Regions from separate parts of the Homo sapiens genome. Here region 1 is linked to region 2. Evidence: chromatin loops called from intact Hi-C (ENCODE). Cell type or tissue: endothelial cell of umbilical vein. All regions are shown on one strand.

The links. A loop is a pair of places that touch in the nucleus more often than their neighbours do. Peaks named below come from ENCODE experiments on the same cell type or tissue, not always from the same donor. Only the 100,000 strongest peaks of a DNase experiment are listed, where the experiment ranks them.
Region 1: it touches region 2 in a loop (6-fold over the local background); 1 of 110 quality-filtered maps calls a loop at or near these places.

What each region holds. Positions count from the first base shown.
Region 1 is chr2:149,738,502-149,746,501 of GRCh38, forward strand. It overlaps MMADHC-DT (MMADHC divergent transcript), which reads left to right. Exons shown (of 3, transcript NR_110240.1): 2 at 5,217-5,258. LOC105373680 (a long non-coding RNA gene) reads right to left here. Exons shown (of 2, transcript XR_923464.3): 2 at 7,147-7,302. Among named protein-coding and RNA genes, the nearest start is that of LINC01931, 120 kb to the right of the region's middle. In endothelial cell of umbilical vein, no CTCF peak of the experiment used is centred here; a DNase peak (open chromatin) is centred at 3,300; H3K27ac peaks cover 1,098 bases.
Region 2 is chr2:150,078,619-150,086,618 of GRCh38, forward strand. No RefSeq gene overlaps it. Among named protein-coding and RNA genes, the nearest start is that of LINC01818, 87 kb to the right of the region's middle. RefSeq lists a silencer at 4,823-5,023. In endothelial cell of umbilical vein, no CTCF peak of the experiment used is centred here; DNase peaks (open chromatin) are centred at 1,753 and 3,703; H3K27ac peaks cover 1,248 bases.

The DNA.
Region 1 (8,000 bases), 340 kb before region 2:
TGATATCACATAGACCTTGATTCAAATTTTACCTCCAATGTTTAGAAACTGTGTGGTCTCCCTTACAAGTTGCTTCCTATCTCTGAAACTCATCTCTTCATTGTAAAATGATGATAATAATACTTGACTCGTTTTTTTTTTTTTACTTTTGAAAATCAGCTAAAACAATGGCCATGAACAAAAAATCCACCAAAGAGCCAAGAACGCAGTAGGTGTTTATTGAACCATGAACTACTTCTCTTTCTCTCTACTTTTCTTTCATCTTCTTTCTTGCCTACCATGATCATCTCACACCCTATGCTTTGTACTTAAGCTCAAAAGATTAAAACAAAAAAAAAGGAACTTGATATATTTCATTAGCCATTTGGAGTGCTCAAATTTATTCTCCTACAATGTTAGTTTACAGACATCTGTTTTATATTAGAGAAAGGGGAGCTCTCCCCAGATTCATATATACCACACATTTCTCCTAGGACTCATCAGCTAGGACCACATGAGGTCACATTAATAAGAACAGCTCAAATTCCACTAGTTTCGCTAGCCTTTTCTACTTGTTGGTAAAGGACTTTCAGGTCCCCTGCCAGACCACCCACCTGCATTTCTGGGGCCCTCTAAAGGGTGCCTCAAATGTACTTGCAAGCAGTTTCACCCTGGAGGCACCCAGCAGCCCTGCTCAGTTTGATCCTCTTATTGCTCTTCTGTAAGCTCTGCCCCCTGACATTGCTCTGCATCTGCTTTCCTGATTTTGGGCCCGCCTGCTCCTTGCTCCCCCAATGGCCATTTCAGTCTTTCCTGTTTCTCTGCTCAGCACTGTTGGCAGCTGGATTGATTCACCATCAAGGAAGACCTGAGGTGGCATCATAACCAACCTGCCTGCGGTTTGTGTCAGGGGAGTGGGAAGAGGTAGGAAATGAGACAGCTGGATTCTCTTCCCCTTTGTCTTATGTTCTGGTAGGGTAATTGGAACAGATGGATTACACAATTTACTAAACATAATTATTTTGATTAGCAATTACAGCTCTATCTCCCTCTCTTGGGCTTATACATGTGTCCAGGAGGCTGGGGCAGGAGCAGCTCTGAGGTTTACTATGATGTACTGAGGCTCCCCACCCGACTCTGATAACAGCCTTTGTAATTGGACCAGCAGGTGAACACAGTCTAAGTCCAAGATGAGTTTCTACTATGTCCAATTCTCTTTGTCACCCCAGGCATTACCAGCACATGCCATTCTAGTGAGACAGGGCTTACAGTGAGCAACGAGAGGCATAGGATATAGTGGTATGGACTGGGGAGACCATCGCATAACTCGAGTAGATTTGAGCCACCAAAAACATGTATGAAAAGTGACAGAAAATGTGCTGTTGTCTTTAAATGGTAAAGCCTTCAGTTCCAATATAATTTTCATAAGTTTGTTCTTCATAATTCAGTTAAAGGGCAAAAGCAACTTATTTTTTGCTGCGTTGTGCATTTTAATGAAATGCCCTAGAAGCGTTAGCATCTCCTTGTCTTTCCTTCCCCTGGAAAGAGCAATATATAATGAACATGCTGACATTGAAATGAGTAATTAATATGCAGCTTGTTTAGTCAGTATGAATCAGCGTTTTGATGATGTCTTGTGAGGATAGGATTATAATTGGCAGAATTTCTGCCTTACGGGTGATAATTCTGGATTCTAGAAGGAACAAATGCATTAAATGGTACTGTTAATTTATCTTATAGTAAAGCATACAGCTTACAAGGGAGAAGTAAAACTTAGACAAATGAATAAAAATGAATTTAAAATATGCTAGCTTTGAAATATTGAGGTCATTGAAAATTTATGGCAACTCTTGAATTATCCAGGACAACATTTTAAAAAACGAATTTAAGAATTATCTTCTGTGATGTGTTATCCATAAGGATAATGGATTCTTCAAGATTTACCTGCTCTCTTCTCATTGACTTCTTAGTAATTATGATTCAAAGTGCTGGTTGACTTTTCCAGTTACCTGATATGCTAGGACTACTGCAGTATTCTTAGAGAAAACTCCCTGAACCAAGCCTACTTTGGAATTCGTGTTTCTTCTGTGAATGTAGATTGTTCTCACCCATGCCAAATGAGTTCAGCCTCCAAGCTGTGGCATGATCCTTCAGCCTAACATGCCTTCCACTCACTTATCTACCACATTATTTACCTCTGTTTCCAAACTCTGCTCTAGCTTCTCCAAAGCTGTTTCCTAATTAATCCTAGATGAGCCTAATCTTTAGTGGAAGGATTTTAGCAAGTATGTTTTTTTGAAATGCAACTCTTTTGAAATGCTCTGGGTAAAGGGTTTCATGAATAAAGAATTTAGGAAAATGTTGCCTTTATTGTAGGCCTAGAGCACATTCCATAGAACAATGGTTCATAGGCAGGGAAACGTGTGATCAAATAAGTTAATCAAGATAAGCTTCTTATAGCAGAACTTTTAATACATGTCCTAGAAATCATGTACTCTAGAGGTGATAACTTGATATTAAGATTACATTTGCTTATGTGATTTTCAGATTATTTACTAATTTCTTCTCCATTTTATTTATTTATTTAGTCTTGCTCTGTCACCCAGACTGGAGGGCAGTAGTGCAATCTCAGCTCACTGCAACCTCCACTTCCCAGGCTCCAGCAATCCTCCCACCTCAGTCTCCTGAGTAGCTGGCATTACAGGCACACGCCACCATACTCAGCTACTTAAACATTTTTGTTTTTTGTTTTTTTTTGTAAAGATGAGGTCGTACTATGTTGCCAAGCTGGTCTTGAACTCCTGGGCTCAAGTGATCTTTCTGCCTCAGCTTCCCAAAGGTGTTGGGATTATAGGCATGAGCCACCGTGCCCAGCATTCTCCTCCATTTTATGTAAAGTGCTTCAGTCTTATTGTCTCATCTATCCAAGCACACATATGTAACTCTGCTCAAAGTAGACTTCTAATTCACATTGACTGAATGTAAAAACGGAAGATTAATTGTGATAGACCTGGAAGTTACTATCCTATCTTGATTTGCAAAGATTCCTCGTATTTTTATAAATATTGCCTAGCAACTTTGTCTTATACTGGCCCTGTCCATCACTTCTTCTAATTCTCTAGTCATCACCTTACTTAAAAATGCTGCTAAACACATTCAACTTCAAAGCTATATCATGGGCCTTTGATTTTAGTTCCTATTGCTGAAGTCTGGCCTTTCCCGGGTGTGCAAGTCACAGCTGGTAATGATGGGGACCAGATGATGCCCTAGCAGCACATTAAAGGTTTTTACCAGGATGTGGTTTGATGGTTTTGCTTGGGTATTTTGTTGTTGTTATTCTTTCCTTTGGAATGTGAGTTGTGGCCAAGAATTAATTCCCTGATTGCATTTTTGCTCTCCTTACACATTTGGAGAGTTGGAAAGTATACAGAAACATAAGGAACATCCTTGTAAACCACTTCTCAAGCTAACTAATAGGCTCTTATAGGGTGACTTTTAACTGTGACCTTTTGTTTATTCAATAAATATGCTTCTATTATGTCCAAAATGCCACACTGTGCCACACTGACATCTTGGCCTTATGATTTTTACCAAAGCATCATTATTCTAGACTTTTAGAACCACTTAAATGCCTGTAGACATAATTCATTGAATATCACAAAAAAGATGTTCACCTTTACAGTGTGTGTTCACATCATAATGTGATGGGGCGTGCATGCTCTTATGATGGTTGAGATGCACTGTAAACAATATATAGGGTATTACTATTTAAAATGTTTACTGTATTTTTTTCATAACATTGTCATGTGTCCATTGTAGAGAATTAGAACAATATAAAAAAGGACAAGAAAGAAATTAAAAATCATCTATAATCTTACCACCTTAAGGTAACCATGTATATCTCACTCTTTATTTTATGGTTGGGGAAAAACATAGGATTAGTTAAATTGATACTCCAACCATTAGTGTCAGCATCATAACTAGACAATCTGCCTGTTAGTACCATTCACCAGACTCAGAACCTAGTGATGATTTTATATTGAGCAATTCTAAATGTTAGAGCTATCCAATCCAAGATGATTTTTTCCTAAATTTATACTCTCTTTCTCTTTATTATCTTAATCCATTTCGCTGCTATCACAAAATACCTGAGACTAGGGCATTTACAAAGAATGGAAATTTATTTTCAACAGTTTTGGAGGTTGGGAAGTCCAAGATAAAGATGCTGTCAGGTTTGGTGTCTGGCAAGGACCCCATTCCCTGCTTCCAAGACGGTGCCTTATTGCTGCATCCACTGGAGGTGATAAAGGTTGTGCCCTCATATGATGAAAGGACAAATGGCAAAAGGGCCTAAGCTGGTTCTTCCCAGCCCTTTTAAAAAGCGCTAATTCAATTATGAGGGCAGAGTCCTCCCAACTTAATCACTTCCCAAAAGGTGCCACCACTTAATACCACCACAGTGGGAACTGAGTTTCAACACGAATTTTGAAGGGAACCCATTCAAACCACAGCAGTTATTTTACCAGGCTGAGGACTTAGAACTATTTATCTGTCCCAAATGTACATCTCTAACCCTGGCCACTCCTTAAAATCTTAACTCCTATCGTCAACTGTCATATGGACAAATCCATTTAGATGTCTAAGAGGCATCTCAAACTTAACAAGGCCAAAGCTGAAACCCTGATGTTCCTCTCTCTAGACAATTTTTTTTCCAGGCGGTTTTTCACATCTTAATAAGGAGCATAACATCCACCCAGGTGCTCAGGTCAAAATCTTCACCTCATTTAGCGTTTATGAATCTGGAGAAAGACCTGGGGTAATGCCAGATTTCTCTGGGCAAAGCCATTATTCAAGAATGTAATTTATAGAGGTCAGTTCTTCCCCTGCTAGAAGCAAATGGAATCCTGTCAACCCCCATGCCGGGGGTAGGCATGACTTTGGCAGAACAAATGTTTTTCATATTGAAAAAAAATACCCTTATGGATGACCCAGTCATATGTAGCAGACTTCAACAACTGCTGTTTTTGGCAGCAAAAATCAACCCCAAGGGCTGAAATTTTCAAGCAGTGGCCTTCTGAGTAGCTGCCAATAAAGAGTATTCAGCAGGTTGACTGAAAAACAGAATTTCCAGCGAGCCAAGAAACTAGGAGAACCTGGGTCAGAAGAGATCACAACCCAGAACAGGAGGTTGTCTTTTAGGGGTGATATGTTAATCTACTTCCTCTCTTCTCCCACAGGGAACCTGATGGAATAAACTGCTGTGAGAGGGAGTATTGAAAGTAAGTGAAAAAAAGAAGGGATGGTGGAAAATTCTTCATGGATTCATTGTTATTGGGGAGGGGCACTTTGTATTTATGCAGATAGCCCCACATGTTGTAGGACATTTAACATCTCTGGTTGGGAATGCCAGAAGAGCCCACCAGTCACTGTGATAACCACAAAAGAGTTTAAGGAAAGGATGTGTGTGTGTGTGTGTGTGTGTGTGTAATAGAGAGGAGAAAGCTCTTTTACCTCCTGGGGTGGTTAGAGTTAGGGAGACATGGTGACACACTGGATCAAGGGCAGCCCATTTCAGGATCCTCGAGGATTCCTCAGACAGGGCAGAACGCCTATTGCCAGGGTCCTGCGGGAGAATTCTTCCATCCTGAACTGAACTGACAAGGAATTCTGGGAATTGTTTTGCCATATGCATCCAAATTCCTGTTGGAGTAGGATTCTATTACACACCCTTAAATAACCAGAGTGTATGACACACTGGAGCATCTGTGATGTCATTTTCTCTGTGATACATTCTAGGGGCCTGAGTAATACTAATTAAAAAACATATGTTCCGTCTCCCTGCCGCTTGGGGCCAGGACTAGCTCTGGTGATCATCACATGCATATAGGAAGAAGGGTACAAAAAATAATCTCAGATGATTTAGACTCATCTGCCATGAATATCAATTTCATAAATTTTATAAGTACGCTAACATACAGCATGCCCTTGGGCTATTTATTTCACTTCTCTTAACCTCAGTTTTCCTATCTGTAAAAGGATAATGATACTTACTTTACAATGTTATAAGAAAGAATGGATAAAATAATTATGTGAAGTATCTGATCCACATTTCATGGCTAAATGCTTGTTAATTCCCCATCTAGCCAGACAGCCTAGATAATTAATTACCTGAAGTAAGGAAAATACTTTTGACTAAATTACGTTATATAGTTTTATAAAAGTCTGTCTTTTTAAGGTACTTTCCAACCTTCCTCTTGTCCATCTCATGCTTCTGCACAGCCAGCACTAGACAACTTACAAGAATGCATCTACACATTACCCTGAAGTTTAAACTGAAATATTAAACCTATGAGGATGTCAGCAGGAAAATGGGTTCTGTAATTTTTCTAGAGCCAAAGAGAGGGTATGATATACCATTCAATCTGGGCATCGAGTGACAGTTGTCTCGTAACAAATTGGTGGAAACAAGAAGGGAAAAATAATCAGCTTGGAACTGATGTATGCTGCAGGCAGCACCGGCATTTATACTACTCATGGCATGACTAAGCATTTGTTTGCTGTCATGTAACATAACCTTGAAGCCAAATACTTTTAAATATCTGCAAAAAACTCAAATAATTGGAGAGATTCCTTAAGAGGCATTCAGAAGTTACAGAAGTCAGGGATGTCAGTAACGATATAAACATTAAGATGATAAAAACGAAGCTGGGATATGTGTAGTCAGACATCAAAATGGAACAGGCTGTTAATGGTGCTTCCTTTTGCTGTTGTTCATTCTTTAAGACATCCTTTCTTATTCAGACAGCTTCATCTTTTTTCCCCAACCTCCATCTTTTCTGTTTCTTTCAAATTTCTCTGTAATACAGTCCTTATACTTTCCCCTCCCCAAAATGTCCCTTGAACACCATGAATATTCCAGTTGTCTTTTATCACAGGATGGATACATAAAGCTGTCTTTATGTGTTTATATACAGCATGAACCTAAGCAAAACAATTACAAGAATTGCTGAAGCAAAAAAAAAAAAATGTGTTAAAGTCCCAATGTTCTCGTTTACTAATTAACCCAGATAAAGGCATACTTTCCAAAACTGCTTTCATTTCACGTAAGAGTGCCAAAATTAATGAACTATTCAAGCTCAGCTGGAGTCTCAAAAATATGGTACCTAGTTCTTACAGGAAATACTTTTATTTTTTCAATAAAAATGGAAAAACTGGGAAATGAGCCAGTGGCTTCTCCTTCTCTTCCAATATCTTCTGTCTTGACCCTGAGGTTAAATATACTCATCACAGACACGGGCACAGACATATGTGACCTCACAGGGGCTGAAAAAGAAATCAGAAACAGCAAGAGAGGCAAAAATAAAAAAAAAAAAGAAATAAACAGCGGGTCATTTCTGACACGTGTGTCATATTTGAGCAAAGTAATAATAGCTTAGCATTAATTGGGTGCTTACTGTTTATGTGTGTGCCCCCCATGATACGTGCTTTACAGGCGTTATTTATCTGTTCCTCACACAGCTCTAAATGGTAGCTAATGACGACCACAGCAATCATTCAAGTAACATTTATTATGTGTTAAGTACAGTTCTAAGCACTTTGTAAACGTTAACCCATTTAATCTTTGTAAAAATTGTGTGAGATAAGTACTACCAGTATTCCTATTTCACATGGGAGAAAATTGAAGCACAGAGAATTTTAGTAATTTGCTCAACATCACAGTTAATAAGTTAGAGGACCTATGATTTCAACCCCGGGGCTGGTACCAAATAGTAGTAACCACCACTAAAGCTATAGGCTACTTCTCCTGGGTTGAAGGATGCTTGGCATTTTATGTGCACAGTGTTTGCAGACTTTATACCCAAAGTTTTTGTCTTCTGAGTAGCCAACATTAGGACTGCTGAAGACAGAAGGGAGACCAAGGTGATCCCAACTAGGGAGGGAGTAGGGGTTAGAGTGTGGAGATGGGCGAGAATGTGCCCTGTGAAGGCACAGAACAGGGAAGATGAGAGAAAACCAGGAAA
Region 2 (8,000 bases):
CTCACTATGGAACATTAAAAGAAATTTGGTCAATTTAAAGTCCTGGACAGATGATTATTATTATTTTAAATGCATTAAAATTGAAGAAAAGGAAGTCAAATTGTCCCTCTTTGCAGATGACATGATTTTATATCTACTAATCCTAAAAAATGTTAAAACTAATAATTTCAGTAACACGGCAGGATACAAAATCTACATACAAAAATCAGTAGTGTTTCTATACACCAATAATGACCTGGCTATAAAAGAAATCAAGATGGCAATTCAATTTATAAAATCAGTAGCTAAAAAATAAAATAAAATAAAATGCCTAGGAATAAATTTAACCAAGCAGGTTAAAGACATCTATAAGAAAAATGAAAAAACATGGATGAAAGAAATTAAAGAGGATATAATGGAAAAACATCCTATACTTATGGATCAGAAGAATTTATATCATTAAAATGACCATACTTCCCAAAGCAATCTACAAATTCAATGCAATCCTTATCAAAATATGTCATTTTTCACAGAAAAAAAAATCCTAAAATTTATATATAACCAAAACAGAAACCAAATAACAAAAGCAATCAAACACAAAACAAAACTTGAGTCATCACACTGTCTGACTTCAAAATATATTTTAAGTCTCAAGTAACCAAAACAGCATAATATTGGTATAAAAACAGACACAGAGATCAATGAAACAGAATAAAGAGTCCAGAAATAAATCTAAATCCATGTATTTACAGTCAAATGATTTTCAATAAAGGAGCATACCTTGAGGAAAGGACATCCTCTTCATTAAATGGTTTTGGGAAAATTGGACATTCATATGCAGAAAAAAAAGTTGGACCCCTGTCTTTCACCATACATAAAGATCAACTCAATTTGGATTAAAGGCTTAAATATAAAACCAATATATAAAACCATTAGAAGAAAACATAAGGGAAACATTTCAGGACATTGGTCTAGGCAAAGATTTTATGACTAAGACCTTAAAAGCACAGGCAACAAAAATAAGGAAAAGACAAATGGGGCTGTAATAAATTAAAAATCTTCTGCATAGCAAAGAAAAAAATCAACAGAGTGAAGAGACAACCTACAGAATAGTAGAAAATACCTATAAACTCTTTGTACAACAAGGGACTAATATCCAGAATATACAAGTAACTCAAACAATTCAACAGAAAAAAAAAATCCCATTAAAAGTGGGTAAAGCCTGTAATCCCAGCACTTTGGGAGGCCGAGGAGGGTGGATCACTTGAGGTCAGGAGTTCGAGACCAAACTGACCAACATGGCAAAACCCCATCTCTACTAAAAACGCAAAAATTAGCTGGGGATAGTGGCAAGTGCCTGTAATCCTAGCTACTCAGGAGGCTGGGACATGAGAATAGCTTGAACCCAGGAGGCGGAGGTTGCAGTGAGCCGAGATCGCACCATTGCACTCCAGCCTGGGTGACAGAGTGAGACTCTGTCTCAAAAAAAAAAAAAAGAAAGAAAGAAAGTGGGTAAAGGACATGAATAGACATTTCTCAAAAGAAGACATACAAATGGCCAACAGATATAGGAAAAAATGCTTCACATCACTAATCATCAGAGAAATGCAAATCAAAACCACAATGAGATATTATCTTAGTCCTGTGAGAGGCTATTATTAAAAAGACAAAATAAATAACAGATCCTGGTGAGGATGTGGAGAAAGGGGAACTCTTGTACATTGTCAGTGGAAATGTAAATTAGTACAGCTACTATGGAAAACAGTATGGAGATTTTTTTAAAAACTAAAAATAGAACTAACATATGACTCAGCAATTCCACTACTGGGTATTTATCCAAAGGAAAAGAAATCAGTATATCAAAGGAGTAACTGCACTCACATGTTTATCACAGCACTATTCACAATAGCCCAGATATGGAATCAATATAAATATCTATCAATAGATGAATGGATAAAGAAAATAAGGTATATATACACAATAGAAGACTATTTGGTCACAACAAAAAAAAAAAATTATATTATTTGCATCAACGTGGATGGAACTGGAGGTCATTATGTTAAGTGAAATAAGCCCTGGACAGAAAAACAAACATCACATGTTCTCACATATGAGGGAGATAAAAACATTAATTTCATGGAGGTAGAGAATAGAATGATAGATACCAGAGGCTGGAAGGGTATGTGTGGGCAAGGGCAGAGGAAGGCAGGGAGGAATAAAAAAGAGGTTGGTTAATAGGTACAAACATAGAGTTAGAAGGAATAAATTCTAATGTTCAAAAGCAGAGCTGGTTGACTATAGTTAACAATATATTGCATATTTCAAAATAGCTAGAAGAAAGGACTGAAATGACCCCAGAACAAAGAAATGGTAAATACTCAAGGTGATGGACATCCCAAACACTCTGACTTAATCTTTATACAGTCTCTGTGTGGAACAAAATATCATGTATGTATCCATATGTATCCCATTAACATGTACAAATATTTGTTTCAATAAAAAATGCTACTAGAAAAAATGTTTTTATTGTATTTCTGAGTATTTTTACCAAGAAACTTGCTGTTGCATATATGTTCATTTAGAACCTGTTCAAACTTACAGGAAATTGCATAAATTGTGTTGTCATCGATAGAATATTTTTTATTGATCTGCTGCCCCATAGATTTTTGAGCTCCCACTTAGTGCCACTGGAGGCACACCTTAAGGACCAAGGTATCCCATTAGCTGAGAAGGTAATGGCTATGTTAAGACATTCAAGCAATGGATGGGAATGGGAAGTAAGTTGTTCAGAGATACTTTTTTTTTTAAGCATATGCTTTTTGTTTATGCTTTGTTGACCTTGATGTATGGAAGGGCTTGACATATCCAAAAACTGGAGGTAGGATATTATGACAGACTCAAAAAGCTAAATAGAGCTTATTAGGCAGTGAAGCTGGAGAGACAGATAAGTTTAGATCTATATCTTTGTGGAGACTTGATTCTTCATGTTGATTCTTTCAGACATCTACTCAACTCCAGTCTGATTTGGCTTTACAGTAGAGGTCAACTATTTCCATAATAATTCTGTTTAACAAACCAATCCAAAACTCAGTGGCTTAAAACACAATTATTTATTCTCTCTCACACATCTGCAAGTTGACTGGAAACGAACTGCTCTGGACTGGTTTAGGCTCTAAGCTTCAAGTTAGGGTGAGGTTTGTTCCATGAGTTTTTCTTCTTCCCTGGACCAGTCAGCTACCTCGATAGTTCCTCTCATGGCCAGGGCAAAGTGTAAGTGGGTAAATCCAATTACCTAAGCACATTTCAAGCCTCTGCATGAATAATGTCTGCTAATGTCTCCTTGCTTGGCCAAAGCAAGTCACATGGTGTGCTCTGAGTCAAGAGTCAGGGAAGTATACTCTATCTATAGTAGGAGGAAATACAAGGTTATATGAGTTAAATGGTTAAAGGTACGGATGTAGAGTGAGGTAAGACATTTGGGCTAAAAATGCAATTTACCATACTTTAAGGTGAGGTTTTGGTGATTCATTATTTTACACTGTCCGGGTCACCCAGTATCACCCATATTGTCTTCCTGTTAAGGGGACAACTTGGCCTTTGTTGACACTGACATTTCATCTGGTCCTTTTCCTCTTACCCTGCATGAGTTATTCCCCAAAAGAAAGAATAAGAACAGTAATCACTATTCATTTACTTAGGGAAAACATCTGGAGGATTGTTTTTGTTTTTCTTCAGTTTTCATCTGGATGTCTGGCATTGTGTCAAGGTTTTACTCTGAGAAGCTTTAAAAAGCGAGTCCAGTTAGTGTGTTACTTCCTCTCCACTTTGTAATAATACACTAGAGTCTTGCTCAAATGCCACCCCTGGGATGCATGCTAGGAACCATGTTATAGAGGAAAGAGCAGGATAAATTCCTTCTGATGTTCATTCACAACAGTAAATTCCCTCGTAAACCTAAACCAATGGCCCACTTTAGAAATCATCCTGGGCCTTACTTTGTCACATTACAATGAGATTCTAATGTGCAGGAGACCCTGGGTATCCTTGGATTTAACTGTCACAGTTTCTTCTACTTGCTAATTACCCATGGGAACACAGTGGGTGATCACTTGTCATTTTTGTTGCAATACATATTTGAGTGCCCTTTGTTCACATCTTGGTGCCACAGTTTTGTTCTCTAATTGTTGTTTCTTTATCTTTTCTTAGGGAAAATTAACTTTACTAACAGTATTTCAAATTTGGAAAATTTCCAGATATCTTAGGATATAACTCTTTTGATTCCTGGAAGTCTTTCTTGATCTTTTTTTTTTTCAGAAAAAAAAGATGATTATAAATTCAAGTTTGATACTTCAAATAAAATAAAGCAAAAAAAAAAAAAAACTTCAGGGCAGCTTTGATATATATTTAGTGAATAATAGATATGCATATGCTATCTTTGCTCCTGAACTGGTTTTTCTGCATGAACAAAGCACATATAAAATTAATATGTTAAAGATATGGCCTGTGGTATAATCAGGTATAGGGAGAACTGCAGCAGAAGGAGCAATGTATGAGAAACTAAGACCTGACAGGAAAGAGGCAGGCATTGAAAAAACAACAACAAAAACGGGGGGACAGATCAAGTTAAACAAAGGGAAAGTAAAATTAGGAGATCATAGAAATATCCTACACGTGACCATGAAGGTAAGCAATTAGCAAAACCATCAAGAAGTTTCAGGATGCCATATCAGAACTCAGGACCCAAGAATCTAGATTTAGTCATTTCAGGTCCATGTCCGTGGGTCACCTTCCACTACATTTTATGCCACTAAAAGGAAGGACCCATATTCTGCTGTATTTTTTTTTTATATCTCTGCTTTCTAGCACACTATTTGACTCGAAATTGGTACTTTATACATGCCTGGTGAATGAGTAAATGTGCATAAATGAACATACGAAAATCTGTCAATGAATAACAAGACCCAGCCTTTCAGGATGGTGTTAAAAGCAGAAGTCTCTTATCTGCTGGGCAGTTTGGAGAAGGCCATGGAGACCAAGGCAGACTGACCTTCAGTGGAGAGTGATAGTAGACATGGGATCAAGAGAAGTGGCCGGGCACGGTGGCTCACGCCTGTAATCTGAGCACTTTGAGAGGCCGAAGTGGGAGAATCACGAGGTCAGGAAATTGAGACCATCCTGGCCAACATGGTGAAACTCCGTCTCTACTAAAAACCCAAAAATTAGCTGGGCGTGGTGGCGTGTGCCTGTAATCCAGCTACTAAGGAGGCTGAGGCAGGAGAATCGCTTGAACCTGGGAGGCAGAGTTTGCAGTGAGCCAAGATCGCGCCACTGCACTCCAGCCTGAGTGACAGAGCAAGACTCCGTCTCAAAAAAAAAAAAAAAAAAAAAAAAAAAAAGAGAAGTACTAGAGTCCAGGCATTAAAAACGATCTGCTTGCAGGTCTGAGGAACAAGGTAAGAATGTAGCATGGCAAGAGATGTCACGTTAGAGTGGGGTTGTAAGGTGGCAGCAGGGCAAGGAGGACTTCCTACTGCATGCCCTAAGAATTGAATTAAAGTTTCTTAACATCCCCAGCCAAGTACACTTACTACCCCACAGCCAGAGGTAAGGGTCAAGTGACCTGCAATGATGGAAAGAAAGGTATATTTGGTTAGGAGACTTGTGAGATCACATAACTATATATTCTTTTTCGAAATATCAATAAATGTTGAAGAAAGTGTAATTTTCTTAGTCAATTTGAATAATGCTTAAAACCCTAATCAACACATGCTGTCTGATTTTGTTATGTGGTTGAAATGAGAGCAGTTCATCAAATAAGAATAAATAAAATATTCTGAATCCTTACTTAAAAGCCTCAAAGGACACTGTAGAAAATCTACTTCATGCTGTATTTTTACAATCCTCTTTTTCTACAAAAATAAAACTCTTTTTCCACTTTTTCCATAAAAAAGTGAATAAAGTATAAAATTTTTAAAGTTGAGAAAAGGACAACTAAATAAATGTAAGAAAAAAGGAAGAAAGAAAAATAAAATAGTAGAAATAAGTAAATTAGAAAACAGGAAGCAAAAGATAAAACTATTAATTGAGTCCATGATTTGGTTTCTGGAGAGAAAAAAAGAGAGAAACATCATGAGAGCAAAAACAAGAGGAACAGAGAGAAAGAGATAGAGGAATAGTGAGCAAAATGTGGGGGGAAGAGAGAGAGAGAGCAAACCATTAGCTAAACTAATAAAAAATAAACAAAGGTATGGTGTATAAAGAGAGAAAAAAACATGAATGTACAAAATTATCTATTAGAATAGAGAAAATAGGCACAGATACAAAGAAATTTTACTTTGCTCCATTCTGTAGAAAAAAAATTTGAAAGCTAGGTTCAAAGGAACAAATTGCCAAAATATATCCTGGTAAAAATATGAAGTTAAAATGAAAAAGTTGTCAGGAGAACATCAAAAACAAAAGTACTTGGTTCAGACATTTTTTACAGTTGAATCTATAAAATCTGTAAGAAATAAGAAATCTAATCTTATCTGAAAATGTTTCAGCCTGGGCGCGGTGGCTCACGCCCATAATCCCAGCACTTTGGGAGGCCAAGGCGGTTGGATCACCTGAGGTCAGGAGTTTGAGACCAGCCTGGCTGACATGGTGAAACCCTGTCTCTACTAAAAATAAAAAAAAAAATAGCCAGACATGGTGGTGCACACCTGTTGTCCCAGCTACTTGGGAGGCTGAGACAGGAGAATCACTTGAACCCAGAAGGTGGAGGTTGCAGTGAGCTAAAATCATGCCATTGGCTCCAGCCTGGGTGACAGAGCCAGACTCCATCTCAAATAAAATGAAAAAAAAAAAAAAGGAAAATGTTTTTGAAAATAGAGAAAAAAGGTAAAGTTTATGTACTTGTTTTATGAAGCTCCTGTTACCAAAACCTGACAAAATAGCATGGTGCAATAAAATTAAATAAAAACATTATTTTATTATAGCAAAAACCAAAAGCAGCATATTGTCAAATAAACCACAGTCACATGCTATAAGATAATGTACCACAAACATATGGAGTTTATACCAGGAATGCAGGGATAGTTCAATATACGGTGCTCTAGTAACACAATGTGCATAATTAGAGATCCCAGGACAGCACTCATTTGACTATCTCCATAAATGCCAAAAGGCATTTGATAAATGTCTTTTATAACAGAAATTGATTTATAATCTCCCAATAATAACATTGAATCGACATAAGCTCAATGGTAAAATACTAAAAAAATTTTCATTAAAATGAGATATAAGCTAGATGTCTACCATCTTTATTAGTTTTAATTTTCTGTAAGCATTAGAAATACCCTTAGCCAAAACAGAATAATAAGAAGCATAATGATTAGAAGGAATGACGCTAACTTATTATTATTATTTTATTTATTTATTTTTTTTTGAGACGGAGTCTCACTCTGTAGCCCAGGCTGGAGTGCAGTGGCGCGATCTCGGCTCACTGCAAGCTCCGTCTCCTGGGTTCACGCCATTCTCCTGCCTCAGCCTCCCAAGTAGCTGGGACTACAGATGCCCACCACCATGCCTGGCTAATTTTTTTGTATTTTTAGTAGATACAGGGTTTCACCGTGTTAGCCAGGATGGTCTCAATCTCCCGACCTCATGATCCACCCCTCTTGGCCTCCCAAAGTGCTGGGATTACAGGTGTGAGCCACCACGCCTGGCCAATTTTTATTATTTGCAGATAAGTTTTGACAAATGAGGAAAAACAACTATAACACCATTATAATTAAACATTCAGTAGCTTGACTGTAGAAGATTAATATACAATTGTTTTTCTAAATGTAAATCATAATTGGTAGGAAAATATAATGGAATAAAAATTCCATCTATTAAAAAAAGGTAAAATACCTAGAAACAAATGCCCCAGATCTATTTGGAAGAAAACAAAAACAAAAACAACAACTTCACTGTTGCATCTAAAAGACTTAAGTAAATATGAAGAAGTGACTTATTCTCAGATAACAGTGATCAGCTTT